Regions from separate parts of the Homo sapiens genome. Here region 2 is linked to region 1. A link is an interaction called in ENCODE POLR2A ChIA-PET data of the cell type or tissue named here. Cell type or tissue: PC-9. All regions are shown on one strand. Each heading gives the region's core, and the rest is flanking DNA. Links, peaks and the distances in the headings are about the cores only. Region 1 overlaps ACSL4 (acyl-CoA synthetase long chain family member 4). Region 2 has its middle 130 kb from the start of ACSL4.

Evidence for each region. Peaks named below come from ENCODE experiments on the same cell type or tissue, not always from the same donor. Only the 100,000 strongest peaks of a DNase experiment are listed, where the experiment ranks them.
Region 2: POLR2A ChIA-PET joins it to region 1 with 19 read pairs; 2 of 35 experiments call an interaction of 5 or more read pairs at or near these places.

The regions. Positions count from the first base shown.
Region 1 is chrX:109,639,300-109,650,349 of GRCh38, reverse strand. ACSL4 (acyl-CoA synthetase long chain family member 4) reads left to right here. Exons shown (of 16, transcript NM_001318510.2): 16 at 6,164-9,015. The coding sequence ends at 6,321. Among named protein-coding and RNA genes, the nearest start is that of KCNE5, 20 kb to the right of the region's middle. In PC-9, for the core only: no CTCF peak of the experiment used is centred there; no DNase peak of the experiment used is centred there.
Region 2 is chrX:109,857,502-109,868,551 of GRCh38, reverse strand. No RefSeq gene overlaps it. Among named protein-coding and RNA genes, the nearest start is that of ACSL4, 130 kb to the right of the region's middle. In PC-9, for the core only: no CTCF peak of the experiment used is centred there; a DNase peak (open chromatin) is centred at 5,981.

The DNA.
Region 1 (11,050 bases), core at 1,692-9,691:
TATGGCTGCATAGTATTCCCTGGTGTATATGTGCCACATTTTCTTAATCCAGTCTATCATTGTTGGACATTTGGGTTGGTTCCAAGTCTTTGCTATTGTGAATAATGCCGCAGTAAACATATGTGTGCATCTGTCTTTATAGCAGCATGATTTATAGTCCTCTGGGTATATACCCAGTAATGGGATGGCTGGGTCAAATGGTATTTCTAGTTCTAGATCCCTGAGGAATCACCACACTGACTTCCACAACGGTTGAACTAGTTTACAGTCCCACCAACAGTGTAAAAGTGTCCCTATTTCTCGACATCCTCTCCAGCACCTGTTGTTTCCTGACTTTTTAATGATTGCCATTCTAACTGGTGTGAGATGGTATCTCATTGTGGTTTTGATTTGCATTTCTCTGATGGCCAGTGATGGTGAGCATTTTTTCATGTGTTTTTTGGCTGCATAAATGTCTTCTTTTGAGAAGTGTCTGTTCATGTCCTTCACCCACTTTTTGATGGGGTTGTTTGTTTTTTTCTTGTAAATTTGTTTGAGTTCATTGTAGATTCTGGATATTAGCCCTTTGTCAGATGAGCAGGTTGCGAAAATTTTCTCCCATTTTGTAGGTTGCCTGTTCACTCTGATGGTAGTTTCTTTTGCTGTGCAGAAGCTCTTTAGTTTAATTAGTTCCCATTTGTCAATTTTGGCTTTTGTTGCCATTGCTTTTGGTGTTTTAGACATGAAGTCCTTGCCCATGCCTATGTCCTGAATGGTAATGTCTAGGTTTTCTTCTAGGGTTTTTATGGTTTTAGGTCTAACGTTTAAGTCTTTAATCCATTTTGAATTGATTTTTGTGTAAGGTGTAAGGAAGGGATCCAGTTTCAGCTTTCTACATATGGCTAGCCAGTTTTCCCAGCACCATTTATTAAATAGGGAATCCTTTCCCCATTGCTTGTTTTTCTTAGGTTTGTCAAAGATCAGATAGTTGTAGATATGTGGCGTTATTTGTGAGGCCTCTGTTCTGTTCCATTGATCTGTATCTCTGTGTTGGTACCAGTACCATGCTGTTTTGGCTACTGTAGCCTTGTAGTATAGTTTGAAGTCAGGTAGCGTGATGCCCCCAGCTTTGTTCTTTTGGCTTAGGATTGACTTGGCGATGCTGGCTCTTTTTTGGTTCCATATGAACTTTAAAGTAGTTTTTTCCAATTCTGTGAAGAAAGTCATTGATAGCTTGATGGGGATGGCATTGAATCCGTAAATTACCTTGGGCAGTGTGGCCATTTTCACGATATTGATTCTTCCTACCCATGAGCATGGAATGTTCTTCCATTTGTTTGTATCCTCTTTTATTTCCTTGAGCACTGGTTTGTAGTTCTCCTTGAAGAGGTCCTTCACATCCCTTGTAAGTTGGATTCCTAGGTATTTTATTCTCTTTGAAGCAATTGTGAATGGGAGTTCACTCATGATTTGGCTCTCTGTTTGTCTGTTGTTGGTGTATAAGAATGCTTGTGATTTTTGTACATTGATTTTGTATCCTGAGACTTTGCTGAAGTTGCTTATCAGCTTAAGGAGATTTTGGGCTGAGACAATGGGGTTTTCTAGATATACAATCATGTCGTCTGCAAACAGGGACAATTTGACTTCCTCTTTTCCTAATTGAATACCCTTTATTTCCTTCTCCTGCCTGATCGCCCTGGCCAGAACTTCCAACACTCTGTTGAATAGGAGTGGTGAGAGAGGGCATCCCTGTCTTGTGCTGGTTTTCAAAGGGAATGCTTCCAGTTTTTGCCCATTCAGTATAATGTTGGCTGTGGGTTTGTCATAGATAGCTCTTATTATTTTGAAATACGTCCCATCAATACCTAATTTATTGAGAGTTTTTAGCATGAAGCGTTGTTGAATTTTGTCAAAGGCCTTTTCTGCATCTATTGAGATAATCATGTGGTTTTTGTCTTTGGTTCTGTTTATATACTGGATTACATTTATTGATTTGCGTATATTAAACCAGCCTTGCATCCCAGGGATGAAGCCCACTTGATCATGGTGGATAAGCTTTTTGATATGCTGCTGGATTCGGTTTGCCAGTATTTTATTGAGGATTTTTGCATCAATGTTCATCAAGGATATTGGTCTAAAATTCTCTTTTTTGGTTGTGTCTCTGCCAGGCTTTGGTATCAGGATGATGCTGGCCTCATAAAATGAGTTAGGGAGGATTCCCTCATTTTCTATTGATTGGAATAGTTTCAGAAGGAATGGTATCAGTTCCTCCTTGTACCTCTGATAGAATTTGGCTGTGAATCCATCTGGTCATGGGCTTTTTTTTGTTGGTAGGCTATTAATTACTGCCTCAATTTCAGCACTTTTTATTGGTCTATTCAGGGATTCAACTTCTTCCTGGTTTAGTCTTGGGAGGGTGTATGTGTCCAGGAATTTATCCATTTCTTCTAGATTTTCTAGTTTATTTGCGTAGAGGTGTTTGTAGTATTCTCTGATGGTAGTTTGTATTTCTGTGGGATCGGTGGTGATATCCCCTTTATCATTTTTTATTGCGTCTATTTGATTCTTCTCTCTTTTTTTCTTTATTAGTCTTGCTAGCGGTCTATCAATTTTGCTGATCCTTTCAAAAAACCACCTCCTGGATTCATTAATTTTTTGAAGGGTTTTTTGTGTCTCTATTTCCTTCAGTTTTGCTCTGATCTTAGTTATTTCTTGCCTTCTGCTAGCTTTTGAATGTGTTTGTTCTTGCTTCTCTAGTTCTTTTAATTTTGATGTTAGGGTGTCAATTTTAGATCTTTCCTGCTTTCTCTTGTGGGCATTTAGTGCTATAAATTTCCATCTACACACTGCTTTGAATGTGTCCCAGAGATTCTGGTATATTGTGTCTTTGTTCTTGTTGGTTTCAAAGAACATCTTTATTTCTGTCTTCATTTCGTTATGTACCCAGAAGTCATCCAGGAGCAGGTTGTTCAGTTTCCATGTAGTTGACCGGTTTTGAGTGAGATTCTTAATCCTGAGTTCTAGTTTGATTGCACTGTGGTCTGAGAGACAGTTTGTTATAATTTCTGTTCTTTTACATTTGCTGAGGAGAGCTTTACTTCCAAGTTTGTGGTCAGTTTTGGAATAGGTGTGGTGTGGTGCTGAAAAAAATGTATATTCTGTTGATTTGGAGTGGAGAGTTCTGTAGATGTCTATTAGGTCCACTTGGTGCAGAGCTGAGTTCAATTCCTGGGTATCCTTGTTGACTTTCTGTCTCGTTGATCTGTCTAATGTTGACAGTGGGGTGTTAAAGTCTCCCATTATTAATGTGTGGGAGTCTAAGTCTCTTTTTAGGTCACTCACGACTTGCTTTGTGAATCTAGGTGCTCCTGTATTAGGTGCATATATATTTAGGATAGTTAGCTCTTCTTGTTGAATTGATCCCTTTACCATTATGTGATGGCCTTCTTTGTCTCTTCTGATCTTTGTTGGTTTAAAGTCTGTTTTATCAGAGACTAGGATTGCAACCCCTGCCTTTTTTTTGTTTTCCATTTGCTTGGTAGATCTTCCTCCATCCTTTTATTTTGAGCCTATGTGTGTCTCTGCACGTGAGATGGGTTTCCTGAATACAGCACACTGATGGGTCTTGACTCTGTATCCAATTTGCCAGTCTGTGTCTTTTAATTGGAGCATTTAGTCCATTTACATTTAAAGTTAATATTGTTATGTGTGAATTTGATCCTGTCATTATGATGTTAGCTGGTTATTTTGCTCGTTAGTTGATGCAGTTTCTTCCTAGTCTCAATGGTCTTTACATTTTGGCATGATTTTGCAGTGGCTGGTACCGGTTGTTCCTTTCCATGTTTAGCACTTCCTTCAGGAGCTCTTTTAGGGCAGGCCTGGTGGTGACAAAATCTCTCAGCATTTGCTTGTCTGTAAAGTATTTTATTTCTCCTTCACTTATGAAGCTTAGTTTGGCCGGATATGAAATTCTGGGTTGAAAATTCTTTTCTTTAAGAATGTTGTATATTGGCCCCCACTCTCTTCTGGCTTGTAGAGTTTCTGCCGAGAGATCCGCTGTTAGTCTGATGGGCTTCCCTTTGAGGGTACCCCAACCTTTCTCTCTGGCTGCCCTTAACATTTTTTCCTTCATTTCAACTTTGGTGAATCTGACAATTATGTGTCTTGGAGTTGCTCTTCTCGAGGAGTATCTTTGTGGCATTCTCTGTATTTCCTGAATCTGAATGTTGGCCTGCCTTGCTAGATTGGGGAAGTTCTCCTGGATAATATTCTACAGAGTGTTTTCCAACTTGGTTCCATTCTCCCCATCACTTTCAGGTACACCAATCAGATGTAGATTTGGTCTTTTCACATAGTCCCATATTTCTTGGAGGCTTTGCTCGTTTCTTTTTATTCTTTTTTCTCTAAACTTCCTTCTCACTCCATTTCATTCATTTCATCTTCCATCATTGATAGCCTTTCATCCAGTTGATCGCATCGGCTCCTGAGGCTTCTGCATTCTTCACGTAGTTCTCGAGCCTTGGCTTTCAGCTCCGTCAGCTTCTTTAAGCACTTCTCTGTATTGGTTATTCTAGTTATACATTCTTCTAAATTTTTTTCAAAGTTTTCAACTTCTTTGCCTTTGGTTTGAATGTCCTCCCGTAGCTCGGAGTAATTTGATTGTCTGAAGCCTTCTTCTCTCAGCTCGCCAGAGTCATTCTCCGTCCAGCTTTGTTCCGTTGCTGGTGAGGAACTGCATTCCTTTGGAGGAGGAGAGGCGCTCTGCTTTTTAGAGTTTCCAGTTTCTCTGCTCTGTTTTTTCCCCATCTTTGTGGTTTTATCTACTTTTGGTCTTTGATGATGGTGATGTACAGATCGGTTTTTGGTGTGGATGTCCTTTCTGTTTGTTAGTTTTCCTTCTAACAGACAGGACCCTCAGCTGCAGGTCTGTTGGAGTACCCGGCCGTGTGAGGTGTCAGTCTGCCCCTGCTGGGGGGTGCCTCCCATTTAGGCTGCTCGGGGGTCAGGGGTCAGGGACCCACTTGAGGAGGCAGTCTGCCCATTCTCAGATCTCCAGCTGCGTGCTGGGAGAACCACTGATCTCTTCAAAGCTGTCAGACAGGGACATTTAAGTCTGCAGAGGTTACTGCTGTCTTTTTGTTTGTCTGTGCCCTGCCCCCAGAGGTGGAGCCTACAGAGGCAGGCAGGCCTCCTTGAGCTGTGGTGGGCTCCACCCAGTTGGAGCTTCCCAGCTGCTTTGTTTACCTAAGCAAGCCTGGGCAATGGCGGGCGCCCCTCCCCCAGCCTCCCTGCCACCTTGCAGTTTGATCTCAGACTGCTGTGCTAGCAATCAGCGAGACTCCGTGGGCGTAGGACCCTCCGAGCCAGGTGCGGGCTATAATCTCCTGGTGCACCGTTTTTTAAGCCTGTCGGAAAAGCACAGTATTTGGGTGGGAGTGACCCGATTTTCCAGGTGACCCGTTTCTTTGACTAGGAAAGGGAACTCCCTGACCCCTTGTGCTTCCCGAGTGAGGCAATGCCTCGCCCTGCTTCGGCTCGCGCATGGTGCGCACACCCACTGACCTGCGCCCACTGTCTGGCACTCCCTAGTGAGATGAACCTGGTACCTCAGATGGAAATGCAGAAATCACCCGTCTTCTGTGTCGCTCAGGCTGGGAGCTGTAGACCAGAGCTGTTCGTATTTGGCCATCTTGGCTCCTCCCCCTTCTCTTTTGTTATGAGTGGTCAGGGATGTCCTCTCCGGGGTGGTGGTATTTGAGCAGACATATGGATAAAGTATGGAAGTGACACACAACTTTATTGAGAAAGACCATCTCAGGCAAATATAAAGTCTCTGAAGAGGAAGATGTGTGTGTATGTGTGTGTGTGTGAGTATAAATAATGTGTATATGTATGTATATTTTAATAACCACATAGACTAAAACTATCCAACTGAAACAACTTAGGTATACTTTGAGAAATATAAAATGAAATTGTAAGGTAGAGGTAGCATTAATAAACTATCTAGTATACCATTAAATAAGTTTGTGGTGATTGGTGATTCAACACCCGAATCATCTAGGTAAATCCTGAAAAACTCATATTTTATTAATTGCTTCTCCTTCCCCTTCTTTCCCCGTCCCCACTCCTTTCTCGTCTCTTTCCCCCCCTCTCCTTTTCTCCCATCTTTCACTTCTAATTTCAGTGAAATTGGAGCGATTTGAAATTCCAATCAAGGTTCGATTAAGCCCAGAGCCATGGACCCCTGAAACTGGTTTGGTAACTGATGCTTTCAAACTGAAAAGGAAGGAGCTGAGGAACCATTACCTCAAAGACATTGAACGAATGTATGGGGGCAAATAAAATGTTGTTGTCTTATTGACAGTTGTGCAGGAGGTAGCCTGGTGGTTTTCAACCTCTAGAATTTTAAGCCTTTGTTGAACTGTTAGAATGTAAGGTATATCATTCTAAAGATAGAGTAAAAAGAAAACAAAACCAAAAGTTATTAAAATTGTTGTCCGGTTTACTTTAACTTAGTTTTGCATAGTTCTAGTGCAGCTGAAATTGAAAAGTTATTTCCCTTTAGCTGTGTTATTATAGAGCAGAAATTCTGTTTTTAAAAATTAGCCTAAGATATACTTGTTTTTGTAAAGAAAAATATTTAATGTTGAACAAAATAAATTGGAGTTGGAGTAGAATGTAGTTTGAGGAAATTTGCAGCTTCCAATGCCTCTTGTCTTCCTATTTCAGAAGTTTAAATATTAAGCATGACAGAAAATATGTATTAACACTACTCAAAGCAAAAGTGCTGCAGGGCTTTAAAATTCTCTTCCAACCATTTATCTTGAAGGAAAAATTCAATAGTAATATAATACACAAAATCAAATAATACCTTAGAAGGTATTAAGATTATAATTGTTGCATAGGTTAGATATAGAGTCATTGTAATGTTGTGAATAATTACAGTGCCTAAAATAAGAATAGAACAACATATACAACACCAAAAAATATCTAGTAATATATTTAAAGGGAAATTGAGCTGCTTTTTTTGAAACTTTGAGATCTAAAAATAACTGTAATTATTTGAATGACTAAGAGGAAAGTACATTTTTTGAAATGCTGAAAATTGCCTTTCTGTGTTTATTCAAACTGAAAAGCTGAGACCAAGAGCAAGGAAGGTAAAAAGTTAACAGGCAAACATTTTCTCTTAGAAAAGGTGATAAAATCATAAGTATTTGGAATTAGAACCCTTGCACAGCACTGAACCTGGGAAAGAGATTTAAACTCTGAATTTATCTTTGATAACAGGGATTGATTTTAAAATGTACATGTATTAAATTACATTTGTAATTTAAGGTCTGTTTGCTGTTGCTGATTTTATTCTTGATCAGTAGTTTGCATTTCAGAAAGCCTTTCATTTTGCTTTAATTTTAGCAAAGCGGGTTATAATGAATGACTTCCCCAATATCTTGCTTGAACTTACAGGTGATTAACTTGGATGAGTTTTGGGAAGTTAAAGGGAAGAAAACACTGTTATCATTTTTTCCTGTTTGGGAAGAGCTTAGAAACTGGAAATACTAGATTTGGGAGAAGGGCAGAGTTACTTGATAAGGGACTGATGTTTGTGCAGTAACTTGGGAGTGTGGTTTCTTTTTGAATCTTTAATTAAAACCTGGGATTATATATCCCTGATAAATATTCACACTTGAACCATAGTTACTGTAAAATGCAAAAAATCTTAATACTGTTATTCTTTGCACTTTTTCTTAATCATTTTTTATATATATGCATATATATATGTGTGTGTGTGTGTTGCTTATGTTGTTTTGTACAGATGTGGGCCACCATTGCAACAAAATACATTCTTTTTGCTCTAAAATATTTATGAAGAAAATACTTAAATGTTATGTATATGGTGGTAATAAGGGAAAAATCAAGTATTATAAACAAGAATGAAGGTTTTTGTAAAGATTTCTGTTCAGCGTTTTGCAAGGTAAAATTTTAGGCAAGTTTTCCCTGAAGTTATGTGTATGTGAGTATTCTCATTCTTCCCAACTTGCCTTTGAAGAGTGAAATACCATTATTATCAAGTAGACTACTGTTCAGCTTTTATTCCTGCCCTGCTGTTTATCCCTTAAGAATGAGTTTCTTAGACTTTTCCAATATGTGATTTTTTTTCCCATTTAGAATGGTGATTTTAAATGTGTGAGTGCATGTACTATCTTATCTCAGATATTTGCACCCCCAATCTGCCCCCAACTCCCAAAAGCTAGAACACTGCCAACTGATCTGTTATAGGTCCTTTAGAAACACATAATTAACACTTAAGGTTGGGTGCTGCTAATTCTTTGCAAAAATCCAAATATTGTTAAGGGACCAGGGAGATGCCACTACCCCTTGATTTTCCATCTAAAAATATACATGTTTATGTAAACAAATCTTTCCATATCCATAGTGACTTTTCAAGTATTTAAGCCTAAAGATTTTGATCTCACATTTTTATACCTGTTTAAATTGCTCACAGTTATTACATACACATCAGCCATCAACTAAAGTTGTACTTTAAAAATTTACTACAATATGTACATTTCTAAGTCAAACACTTGTGACTTTTGCTTTAATTCCATGAATGTTCCTGCCTCCTTGATATTTGTATTTATTCTTTTTTTCTCTAGAGTAGAGGTATAATTGTGTGATATTTCAGAAATACAGATAAATGATTCAAAAAGTCACAGTTAAGGAGAATCATGTTTCTTTGATCATGAATAACTGATTAGTAAGTCTTGCCTATATTTTCCTGATAGCATATGACAAATGTTTCTAAGGTAACAAGATGAGAACAGATAAAGATTGTGTGGTGTTTTGGATTTGGAGAGAAATATTTTAATTTTTAAATGCAGTTACAAATTATAATGTATTCATATTTGTACTTTCTGTTAAAATGCATGATTGCAGAATTGTTTAGATTTTGTGTTTATTCTTGATGAAAAGCTTTGTTTGTTCTTGTTTTTAAGTTTGCACTCAAATCTTAAGAAATAAATCCACCCATGTTATCAAGCCAATTTGTACTTCATTATGCATTGAGATAAAATCTCCAAGTTTGAAGATTATTAACCAAACTTTTAAACACATATTTTTAAAGTACTCATCTCCAGGTTTATGGAATTGCATTAAGCAGTTAAACCGGCTTGTATAGTCCCATCCATTAGTTCAGAGTATTTGAATCCCAAACTGTTACTTTGGTCCAGTCAATAGAGTAAAACCCCTTTGTAACACTGATACTTTGGGACAAAACATGGATTATCAGTGGGCGCTACCAAATTATAACTGCTACTTTTAGGCTAATTAATATTTTAGAGAGAAATTAATTTGAGTTATATGAGGGTGTGTATAAAATGGCATTAAGAGCTCTATTTCCTGGCTTTGCCACTGTAGTTGTGTAACCTTCAGCAAATTAATTAACATTTTGGAGCTGCATTTCTTCATCTGGAAAAATTGGGTTGATGGATAATAGGATCTGCCTAATAGGATTGTTGTGAGAGTTAAAATGTAAAGTGTTTAGAACAATAGCTTATGTTAGCTATTATTATCATAATTATTATTGTACCTAGACACTATTCATCAGTCAGGTTGTTTAAAGTATTGACTAGCATACTCAGGGCCTTAAAGAACTGACTGCCCCTGAAGATTTTGTGAAAAAAGTTCTAGATCTAGAGGTCAGGAGACCTGGGCTTATTGACACTAGCTTTGTAACCATGGGCCAATCTCATAACCTTAGCCTTAGCCTTAGTTTCTTCTTCCCATTAAAAAACAAACAAACAAACAAACAAAAATTCAAAAATGATGCCTTTTGCAAAAAGGGAAAGACAAATGACAAAAGAAATAGGGAACATGATAGTCCTTATGGTCCATCATGTCTAGCTTTAGTATTGTGATATTACTGTTCCAAGCTCTATTTTCTTAAATGATGCCCTAGGTTCTGAGTTTCCTATAGGGCTATGAGGCTATGGATCACAAGAAGTTGAGGATTCTACTAGGTATAAGGAGTCTGTGACTCTTTTTTTTTTTTTTTTTTAATGTATTTTTGTCTTGAGATAGAGTCTCACTCTGTCACCCAGGCTGGAGTACAGTGGCTCCATCATGGCTCACTGCAGCCTTGAACTCCTGGGCTCAAGCGATCCTCTTTCTCACTTTAGCCGCCCAAGTAGCTGGGACTACAAGCACGCTCCAGCGTGCCCAGCTAATTATTTTTTTTTTTTTAGAGATGGGGTCTTGCTATGTTGCCCAGGCTGGTCTTGAACTCCTGGCATCAAGCAATCCTCCCACCTCAGCCACCCAAAGCGCTGGGATTACAGATGTGAGCCACAGTGCCTGACCCTTAATGTTTTTTTAAATTTTAATCAGGGTTTTGCACACATAATGTAAAGGAGTGCTTCCAAACTTCTTTTTATTGTGATCCACAATGCTGTGCACACATATTTTATGAAAATATTTTGTGAAAAAACAATACTAATGAGATGCACACTGGTTTTCTATTCTATTTCATTTATTTAAATGTTGGCTCTTACTCACTAAATTGATTTAATTACCCTGTAAAATAGTGCTGTTCAATAGAACTTTCTGTGAAGTTGAAAATATTCAGTATCTGCACTATCCACTGTAGTAGCTGCCAGCCACATGTGGCTGTGGATGATTTAAAATGTGGTTATTGTTGGCCAGGCCCGGTGGCTCACACCTACAATCCCAGTACTTTGGAAGGCCAAGATGGGAGGATCGCTTGAGGCCAAGAGTTTGAGACAAGCCTGGTTAACGTAGTGGGACCCCAGCTCTAAAAAAAAATAAAAATAAAATAACAAAAATTTAAGAGATCTTTAAAAAATTAAATGTCGTTAGTATGAGGAACTGGATTTTTATTTTTATGTCCATATTGGGCAGCATCACTCCAGAGAGATTGTAAGTCATGGTTTGAAAAGCACAGGTTTAAAGGCTGCTATTCTACAAAGTCTCTGAAAAACAGCTATCCACTGCCTTCATCCTCCCCATTTCCTCTGCCTCAGAGGCAACCACTTTTAACTCTTAATTGATTGTTTTG
Region 2 (11,050 bases), core at 1,255-9,254, 220 kb before region 1:
TCTCAGAGCCCCTGGAACTCTGGCCCAAGGCTCTCTGACTGACTCCTTCTCGGCTTAGTGGCTGAAGACTGATGCTGCCTGATCGCCTCGGAAGCCCCGTAGACCATCACAGACGCCGAGCTTCCGGTAACTCACAGTGGAAGGTAAGCCCGTCCCCTTCTTAATCAATACGGAGGCTACCCACTCCACATTACCTTTTTTCAAGGGCCTGTTTCCCTTGCCTCCATAACTGTTGTGGGTATTGACAGCCAGGCTTCTAAACCTCTTAAAACTCCCCAACTCTGGTGCCAACTTAGACAATACTCTTTTATGCACTCTTTTTTAGTTATCCCCACCTGCCCAGTTCCCTTATTAGGCCGAGATATTTTAACCAAATTATTTGCTTCCCTGACTATTCCTGGACTACAGCCGCATCTCATTGCTGCCCTTCTTCCCAATCCAAAGCCTCCTTTGCGTCCTCCTCTTGTATTCCCCCACCTTAACCCACAAGTATAAGAGACCTCTACTCCCTCCTTGGCGACTGATCACGCACCCCTTACCATCTCATTAAAACCTAATCACCCTTACCCCCCTCAATGCCAATATCCTATCCCACAGCACGCTTTAAAAGGATTAAAGCCTGTGATCACTCGCCTGCTACAGCACGGGCTTCTAAAACCTATAAACTCTCCTTACCATTCCCCCATTTTACCTGTCCTAAAACCAGACAAGGCTTACAAGTTCAGAATCTGTGCCTTATCAGCCAAATTGTTTTGCCTATCCACCCCGTGGTGCCAAACCCATATACTCTCCTATCCTCAATACCTCCCTCTACTACCCATTATTCTGTTCTGGATCTCAAACATGCTTTCTTTACTATTCCTTTGCACCCTTCATCCCAGCCTCTTTGCCTTCACTTAGACTGACCCTGACACCCATTAGGCTCAGCAAATTACCGGGGCTGTACTGCTGCAAGGCTTCACAGACAGCCCCATTACTTCAGTCAAGCCCAAATTTCATCCTCATCTGTTACCTATCTCGGCATAATTCTTATAAAAACACACATGCTCTCCTGGCTGATCGTGTCTGATTAATCTCCCAAACCTCAATCCCTTACAAAAGAACAACTCCTTTCCTTCCTAGCATGGTTAGTGCGGTCAGAATTCTTACACAAGAGCCAGGACCACACCGTGTAGCCTTTCTGTCCAAACAACTTGACCTTACTGTTTTAGCCTAGCCCTCATGTCTGCGTGCAGCGGCTGCCACTGCTTTAATACTGTTAGAGGCCCTAAAAATCACAAACTATGCTCAACTCACTCTCTACAGCTCTCATAATTTCCAAAATCTATTTTCTTCCTCACACCTGACACATATACTTTCTGCTCCCTGGCTCCTTCAGCTGTACTCACTCTTTGTTGAGTCTCCCACAATTACCATTGTTCCTGGCCCGGACTTTAATCCGGCCTCCCACATTATTCCGGATACCACACCTGACCCTCATGACTGTATCTCTCTGATCCACCTGATATTCACCCCATTTCCCCATATTTTCTTCTTTCCTGTTCCTCACCCTGATCACGCTTGCCTCGTGCTATCCCCAAACTGCCATTCTTAACTCTTGAAGTAAATAAATAATCTTTGCTGGCAGGGCTATGCTGAATCTCCTTAGGCACTCTCTAATCAGATGTCCTGAGTCGTCCCAATTCTTAGACCTTTTATACCTGTTTTTCTCCTTCTCTTATTCCATTTAGTTTTTCAATTCATACAAAACTGTATCCAGGCCATCACCAATAATTCTACACAACAAATGTTTCTTCTAACAACCCCACAATATCACCCCTTACCACGAAATCTTCCTTCAGCTTAATCTCTCCCACTCTATGTTCCCACGCCGCCCCTAATCCCGCTTGAAGCAGCCCTGAGAAACATCGTCCATTCTCTCTCCATACCACCCCCCAAAAATTTTTGCCACTCCAACACTTCAACACTATTTTGTTTTATTTGTCTTATTAATATAAGAAGGCAGGAATGTCAGGCCTCTGAGCCCAGGCCAGGCCATCGCATCCCCTGTGACTTGCATGTATACATCCAGATGGCCTGAAGTAACTGAAGATCCACAAAAGAAGTAAAAACAGCCTTAACTGATGACATTCCACCATTGTGGTTTGTTCCTGCCCCACCCTAACTGATCAATGTACTTTGTAATCTCCCCCACCCTTAAGAAGGTACTTTGTAGTCTCCCCCACCCTTAAGAAGGTTCTTTGTAATTCTCCCCACCCTTGAGAATGTACCTTGTGAGATCCACCCCTGCCCACCAGGGAACAACCCCCTTTGACTGTAATTTTCCATTACCTTCCCAAATCCTATAAAATGGCCCCACCCCTATCTCCCTTCGCTGACTCTTTTCGGACTCAGCCCGCCTGCACCCAGGTGAAATAAACAGCCATGTTGCTCACACAAAGGCTGTTTGGTGGTCTCTTCACACGGACACACATGAAAGATTGTAGAATAAGAAGGGATTAAACAACAAACATTTATCAAGCACCTACTGTATATCAAGCATTGCACTAAACTTTGAGAATGCAAAGGAGAACCCAACGTGGTCCCAGGCAACCTTTGGGGTCCTCCCCATGCAGTAGGAGGGACCGAGGCACACATAAGCCCTCATGGTCCAATGGGTGCTGTGGTAGAGGAACATACCTGGAGAAGTTGGAGAAGGCTTAATGGATGAAGGAGGCTTGAGAGGCATCTTGGGTGATGGCAGGTTTCGTCACAAGGAATAGTGGAGGGAGGGGAAGGATATTCCAGGCAGAGGGAGCAATATTTGTGTGACAGGGCCTACTGCATGTTCCAGAGGGTGGGACAATCATGGCTGGGCGCACCACAGGCAGCAGCAGAAGGCAAGTGGACGAGTGTTCGGAGTCAGCTATTCACAGCCCTATTGGCCAAGCTGAGGGTTTTGTTCTGTGAGCAAGAGGGAGCCACTGGAGCTTTTTATTAAGGCAGATGTGGGACAGACCAGGAAGACAGTACTTACCGCACCAGGGTGTGGAAGGATTGGAGGGAAGAGAGGCCAGCTGCATGCGGACCAATTGGGAGACCATCTCCAGGGTCTGGGCAAGAAGTGGAACAGGCTCTGAACCACGACCGTGGCAGTGAGAGCCGAGAGGAGGGGATGACTCAGGGCACATGTCAATAGGTAGAAACCTCAGGGCTGGCTCTCATGGGGTCAAGGAGAGGGAAAAGATGACAAGGACCCTGAGGTTCCAGCTTGGGTCCGTGGTGATACTGTCAACTGAGGCAGGGAACACAAGACTGTTAGTAGAGAGGGGGAGTGAGGGGAGACAGGTGACAAGGTCTGTTTGGACTTGTTGGGTTTGGGGTGCTAGATAGAGGACATGTCCAGCAAGAAACTGGGAATCTTGGCTTTGAGCCCAGGCGAGACATGGGGGCTGGAAAGCCACCACAGTCAAGGGATATTAGTTGACCTCATGGGACTGGATGGGGTTTCTCTTGTCCCATTTTACTCCTCCAGGGCAAAGGCTGGGGACAGAGTCAGGCGAGCCCCAGTATTTGAAGAGTGAGGTGGTAGCAGATGCCAGCCTGGAGTGAGAAGACACCCTTCTTCTGGCCCTTCCCAGAAACATCCCCTTCCCCTCAGGATCATGGTCCTTGTTCCAGGGCTGCACTCAGGCCTGTGACAGAAGGAAGGGAGGGAGGGAGGGAGGAAGGGAGGGAGGAAGGAAGTAAGGCAGGAAGGAGGGAGAGAGGGAGGGAAGGAAGGAGGAAGGAGCTCTGTGCACAGAACTCATGCCCACAGAGGGGCCATGAAGCAAGGCAAGAACAGTCACTTCAGTTCTTGAGTTCTTTAGTGTGGGAATGTCTTCTAACAAAACCCAATAAATTAACGATTGGGGATTTGGGGCAGCAAGGACAAAGACCACAACTCTACACTGACACCTGGAGCACTCAGTTCCAGCAACTGCATCTCCACTGCTGCAGAGCTGGGAACACATTCACGGCAGCATGTTTTCAAGCTCCTGTCTGTGCAAACCACAACTGGTCTCCTAGGAGTCCTAACACTTTAATTAGACCTAGCAGGTCCCGGAACAAAATCCCATAATCCCATAAATCTAATGCAACAAGTTAGGCATGATAGTTTTAGTCACATTCTGAATGCAAGCAGCACTTATCCAGGATGGTAGGAAATGGCTTATATCCATAATCATAGGTGTTACTTTAACTGAGATTTGTTATAAACAGTCACCATTATCTGAGTTGGAGACATAGAAACTAAGAAAGTCTACACACACACACCCAACCTAGGCCATTTTAATGTCTTCTATATTTTGCTATATTTTTCTTGGACTGAGAGTGAGTGCTGGGACTGGACTACCTAGGGTTTAGCACAGGATACAGCTACTCTGAGGCCTCTTCCTTACCACCTCTTTTTTTGTCCCTTTAGGAGTAAGTCACTTGACACCCTCTTCTTAGATGCAATCTGAAGACAGCTCAGAAATTCTGGCAATGCTTGGGAAAACTGCCCTGGGAGCAGTAGCTGTTTAACCTCCAGGGACCCAGTTATTCCCCAAGTTCCCACAGACACAAACCTAGGTTGTTTCTTCAGAAATGCTGCCCCTGAGGCATTTCTGTCTTACTTTAGGCCATGAATAACTAGGCATCAAGTGTGAGGAATGGGAGGAAACTCAGGAGCAGCTACTAAAATTTTGCTCTCAGGCCCAAGAGTGTTAAAAGTTGGCCTTTCTTGCTGCTTAAGGTAATCATCAGAAAGTGAGCTGTATCTTCTCTGAGGTTCCCAAAAGCTTGCAAGGAACCTCCAGGAAACTCTAGCTTAGCCTTAGCCCTTGATGTTTAACACTGACGTGTGAACCTTGACCTAACTTTGTTTTCAGAACACTAACCAAGATGGCTTTGGTCTCCCAGTGATTTATTTGTTAAGTCCTTGGAGTTCCAAAGCCAATTGCTTAGAACTTCTTCAGGGAAGTAGGACAGATCCCAGTTAACTCCAAGTTTCAAGAACCTCTTGCCTTGCATGGGCTTTTATGATATAGTCAGCCAGTCTCCCTGACCCATAGGATTTATTTCTGTTTTCTCTTCTGAATCCACCAAGTGAGTGGTTATGAGTAGGTGCAGTCTCAGCTAATCCCCAGGCCGGGCAAATCTGACCCATTGGATCACATAAGTCTGAGAAGCCTCTCTTCCAGTCCCTGCTAAAATGATCTTCAATGCCCCCTAGTTGCCAGAGGCTAGGAAATGAGTTATTGTGGACACTCTTGCTCCACAATTACTGGGACCCGAGAACTCCTAGAATCTTCTCTTATGGGCTGTTGTTTCCTCTGGTTCACAGAAGCAGCTTTTCCAAGAGGCCCTTGAGTGCTGGCTCAGAAGGGGAGGGTTCTCTCAGCTAGGGAGCACAGCACCAGCTTTGGGGCTCTCACCAGCAGAGAAGGCCCTTGGGCCAGGTCAGAGCCAAGGTAGGATCCCCAAGCCCAGTGGAGTGATTCCTACTCCAGCTATACATAAGGAAACTCAGGAGAGGGACACCAGAGTCAGGGTCTGTCCCTGAGAGAGAGAAGTTACTTGCCCACTGACACTGTTGAGTACATTTCTCCTCCTTGCCCTTTATGTCTCCTATGCAATGGCCAGCCATAGCCCCTATGTTGCTTTCAAAGCTAATTATGAGTGTCAGTTTGACACCAGAACAAAGAGTTAACAAGACAGTTAGTTTCTGATTATACTAGAGCCAGCGGCCACTCTATCTGTATGGCCTGGGGTCTCAGGAATGCCAGTGTCTCAGGCAACAGGTCTGGTGATGGATACCCTTGCAACTGCCTAGGAGAGCTTAAAGGATTACTCTGGAGCCTTTCATCCTGTCCCCATAACTAGTCCAGGAGCCAGAATTTATAAGAACAGTTCTTATCTGGAGGATCTTCAGAGCTTACAGCCAGGGCTGGCAGCCAGCTGAGATCAACTCGACACCCAACCTGGGAAGCCCTGAAGCTAAAATAAAAGAAACAGTTCCAGTTGTGGCCATTGTTAGGCTAAGTGGTGAACAAACTAGCCAAAGGAAACAAGTGGTATCATCTTACAAATAAAAGAATTTATGCTTATGGTCCCAGCCTCTGGAGTCAAATAGACTTGGGTTTGAGTTCAAGCTCTGCCACTTTCTAGCTTTGTAACTCATGGCAAGCCACACAACCTCTCTGAGCCTTAGTTTCTTCATGAATAAAATGGAGACTACTGATGTACTTCCTTCACAAGGTTAATGTATTAAATGAGTCCTTGCATGCTAAGCCTTTAACACAGAACTTGACTGTAACAAGACTCCTGAAATAAGGCATAGTGTTGTTATCACGAATCTCGTTAGCCTGCTCACTGGGATATAGTGGAAAAAGAAAAGGTCGGGGGCCAACTACTAAACAGGTCAAACTGCTTGACAGTCATGCCTCATCGTGCCACCGTGGAGATTTCCAGATACTGTTAGTGATGGAGTCCTTGTTTTCTCTTATAGTCCATGTGACCTGAGTTGCAGGTGCCTCCAGAAGTGTAGAATATGTAGAATACTCATTTATGTGCTTTATTCCTACCCTGATATCACTGAATGTTGTCACTTGTAGTCCAAGGGCCTTTCCCCCAAACCCAGGCTCCTGTTTTCTCTCTTAGCCCATGTGACCTGAGGTGTGGGTGGCTGCCTCTAGGACTGATAAGATATAAGATAGTATAAGCATTATTTTCCAAGTTTAAGGACAGAATAGGTGGGTGGCACAAGCCAAGAATGATTCAGTGACATTTCCTGACCAGGCCTGGCTTGTCATTAAGGAATTTCTTCAGAAGTAACTAGGCAGCCTTAAAAATACAGATTCCTTGGCTTATCCTCAAAGATTCTGCTGCAACAAGTCTGGAGTAGAATTCAGGATTGAATAAACTCCCAAGAGGAATCTGATGCACAGCCATGCTTGAGAACAGTTAAATTGTATAAATGCCTCTCTGAAAAAAAATAAGTCTCACACTTCAATGAGCATTGGATTTGCTTGGTGGGGTGGGATTTGTTAAGATACAGATTTCTGGACTCATCCACTAGATCTTCTGATCTTGTAGTTCCAGGGTAGGCTTCAGACATCTGAATTTTTAACCAGTGCCTTCAGGTAACTCAGGTCTAGGGGAAATAATTGCTTCCTTTGTGATCATTCCTGGCTAGTACAACCCAAAGATTTTCCAGAGATTTTCTCATTCTTGCCATAATAAAAAATAAATGGTAAACAAAAGTATTTTATTTTAGATCATTATATTATTGAAGATTGCATTAGCTATCTATTACTTCAAAGCAAATTACCCCAAAATCAGTAGCTTAAGACAACATTTATTATCTCATGGTATCTGTGGGTCAGCAACTTGAGCATGGTGTAGTTGGATGTCTCTGGCTTAGGGTCTCTCAGAAGGCTGCAATCAAGGTGCAGTGCATGGTCTGTGGTCTCATCTGAAGGCTCAGCTTGGGGAAGGATCTGCTTCCAAACTCACTTCTGTGGTAGCTAGAAGGATTCAGTCCTCTCTGGCTGTTGGCCAGAGACATCAGTTCCTTACCATGTGGACCTCTCCATAGGGCAGCTCACAGCTCATAAAATGGCAGTTGACTTCCTTCAGAATGAGCAAAGGAGAGAGAAAAAGAAAGCAAGGGAGAAATCATAACTTAGTCTCAAAAGTGTAGTCCCATTACTTTTGCCATATTCTCTTAGGAGCAAGTAACTAGATTCAGCCCACATGCATGGGGTTGGGATTACACAAGGGCCTAAATACCAGGAGGTGGGAATCACTGGGGCAATCTCAGAGGCTTCCTACCACAATGCTAACATTTTAAAAATACATTTTAATGCAATTTTTAATATTATTTAAAATATAGGAAAAATTGATTTATCTTATTTGAGTGATGCAAACTGTTTAAAGTATGCAAAATGAACATAATTTTTGACAACTATAAACATAATATTACAGTATGTTTTATTTGGAGACTGAATGTATATTAAAATGTCAAAAGCAGTTACGTATTATGGCATCAAAACTAGACAAAAACTGCTTTCATGTCATGCTGTTTGAAATTGTTGCATTTTGTATTGTAAAGATAAGTTCACATATTTACATAATTTTAGTATTTTGTTTCTAAATGAAGACATTAGAAGAAAATACTATTTCTCCAGACTTTCTTCACCAATAACATAGCAAATGTGTTTATTCTTTTTTCCCCAAGAAATGTAGAGCCAAATTAGATATAATTGTTACTATACCTTTAGTTTTGCCATTGATGTTTAAAGTGTGAGAGATAGCTTAATGTACTATATAATTTTTAAAATCAGATTGTTATCACTTAGGAATCTGATAAACAGCAGTTTCAGACAATATATTGGTTTACTAGGGCTTCCATAACAAAGTACCACAGACTGAGTGGCTTAAACAACAGACATTTATTTTCTCACAATTCTGGAGACTAGGTGCCAAGATCAAGGAGTTGGCAGGATTGGTTTCTTCTGTGGCCTCTTTCCTTGGCTTGGAGATAGTTGTCTTCTCCCTGTGTCTTCATGGTCTCCTCTCTGTGTGTGTCTGTGTTCAAATTTCCTCCTCTTATAAGGACAGCAGTCATAGTGGATTAGGGCCTGCCCTAATGACCTCATTTTAACTTAATTACCTCTTAAAAGACCTTATCTCTAAACACAGACACATTCGGAAGTACTTGAAGTTAGGACTTCAACATATGCATTTGTTGTGGGGTAGGGAACACAATTCAGCTCATACAAAAACGAATTTTCAGAATCACTATCATTCTTATCATCCTTATTCACTTGCATTTCAACAGCAGTCCTGTGTTTCTTGTCTTTAGCCAACAATCCACTGTGGGCATAAATGAAAGAATACATGACTATAAATTTAAAAAATGCGTAACTGTATGATTATCAAATCGCCAGGCTAGCCTGCAATAACTAAGTGATAAAACAAGCCGAATAATAGGAGTTTGAACATGGTAGTCCAAGATCCACTAATTGCCAGATGGTCAACTCTTGAGCACCATGAACCTCACTCTGAAATAGGAGAGGAAGATTAGCAGTAAAGCAGAATAAGGCACCGGAGCCAGCGAGTGCATAGCTCCTCAAGAAACCCAAAAGCCTCCCAATTTAAATTGCTACAAAAGTCTCCACCTACTTCCACCTTCTTCTACAATTAAACTTGTTTTGCTCCAAGCATTAGCATTAGAGAAAAAAATAATTATTCAATTTATTTCTGCTTCATTTAATTATTGGTTTTGCTACAACCATTTTCTGCTATTTTCTTTGGCCAAGATTCAGTATTTCATCAACATTAAAGGTTAGAGAAACTCTTCCAGGTTGGACTTGGAACCTAGTCAACATTTACACTATTGATCCTTGGGGAAATGGAATCTGAGTTCAAAAAACTGACTTACAAACACATTTTTAGAACTGACTCTATTTGTAAGCTTGGAACTACTTATGTCCTGTATGAGAATTCTCAATTTAAAAAAGAATAGGAAGACAGTAAAACACATTTAACACTAAAATTCTACTAAGCGTGGCTGATTCTTTCTTCAAGGGCTCCAAAAGCCCTTGAGGGTCTTGCTCTGTAATGAGCAGAAATTAAAGTGGTGCAGAAGTCATAGGAAACTGGGCTAATCTCAGCACTTTCCTCGAAGTGGGTAACCCCTCTGCCTGAAATGGGCCGAACTTGGTCCCAGAATTTCACAACCATTTCAGTAATTGCACTTTTCCCTAACCAAGAGAGAGACAATCAAGTTCATGTCAACGCTCACTTGAGTTCATTGAGAGCACTTTTCTGGCTTCGGGAGAAGATACAAAAAATTCAGTCAAGACATAGTTTCTGCTCAATATGACAACTTTTATAAGTAGGGTTAGATTTTACAAGCAAGGTTTATACCTTTGTGTCTTCTAGCTTTTATTCAGTTGTATTTTGGGAGACCTAGGATCTATTTCTTTGTTGATTTTTCTTTTTTTTATTGTTTGTTATCATTATGATCCATAGTAGGCAAAGTAAAGTCACATTTTGGTAGTTTGGGGAGGCTCATATCCCAAATGGCAAAACCAGCTTCCCAGCTCATTAGCTGAAGATTTTCTCAGATGATTCCCACTGCTAGAACGTTTTCTCTGTGCTCCATTAATTCTCCAGCGCATTCTGTGTTCTGCACTGGATGGGTACAGGACACTATTTGCTGGGTACAATACGTTATTTTATTCAATTACCAAATATGCAGAGATAGAACAAGGTTACAATAATTGAGGTCTTAGGCAATGTGGGAGGTGTAGCGAATATGGTGCAGGCTGCATTGTCCAACAGACAAAGAGAAAGCAAAATTGGGCATGTTGGGGAGCATATTTCAGAGCAGAGCCAAGAAAAGCAACTCCCTTCCTAGAAGCTCTGAAACCGTGGCAACTTTGGTTATTTAGTCATATTTTCTGGAATACACTATTTAATGATGATGTAAATTCAATGGTTCTGTGGAGGTGGTGTCTCAGGAAACTTGAAATCTGATTCCTAACCCTGTAAGATAAAGCAGAATTGATTTGAGAGAGGTGTAGGGAAAAGGAATGGCAATAGATAGGGTAAAGAACACAAAGAAGGAAAAAATAGAGAAAATCATGAAGCAACATGAGGCATGACAACAAAGAATTTAGTCATTCTTTTTGATTAAATAAACATTTAATAGAACTTTTACGTCAGAAATTTCTCAAGCCACTGGAATCGGAAATGGCCTTTCCTTTTTCCCCAGGCCGGATGTTGCATGGTGATCCAAATTAGAAGGTTTTATGATTGTCTTTTAATTGAAAATGTAGTTGTCTTGATCTCTTTTAAATCTTTCTCAAGCAACCAATGACAAAGAGACAATCTAAGTAATGTAGATTTAAAGTAAAATATGAAAATAATTTGCTGAATAATTAACAGAACTTCAAATGACTTTTCCCAGAAGTTCCTCAGTGCAGGCTATGAAAGATTATTTTCTTCATCAAAGTTATCCATGTAAACTACCAGTGCC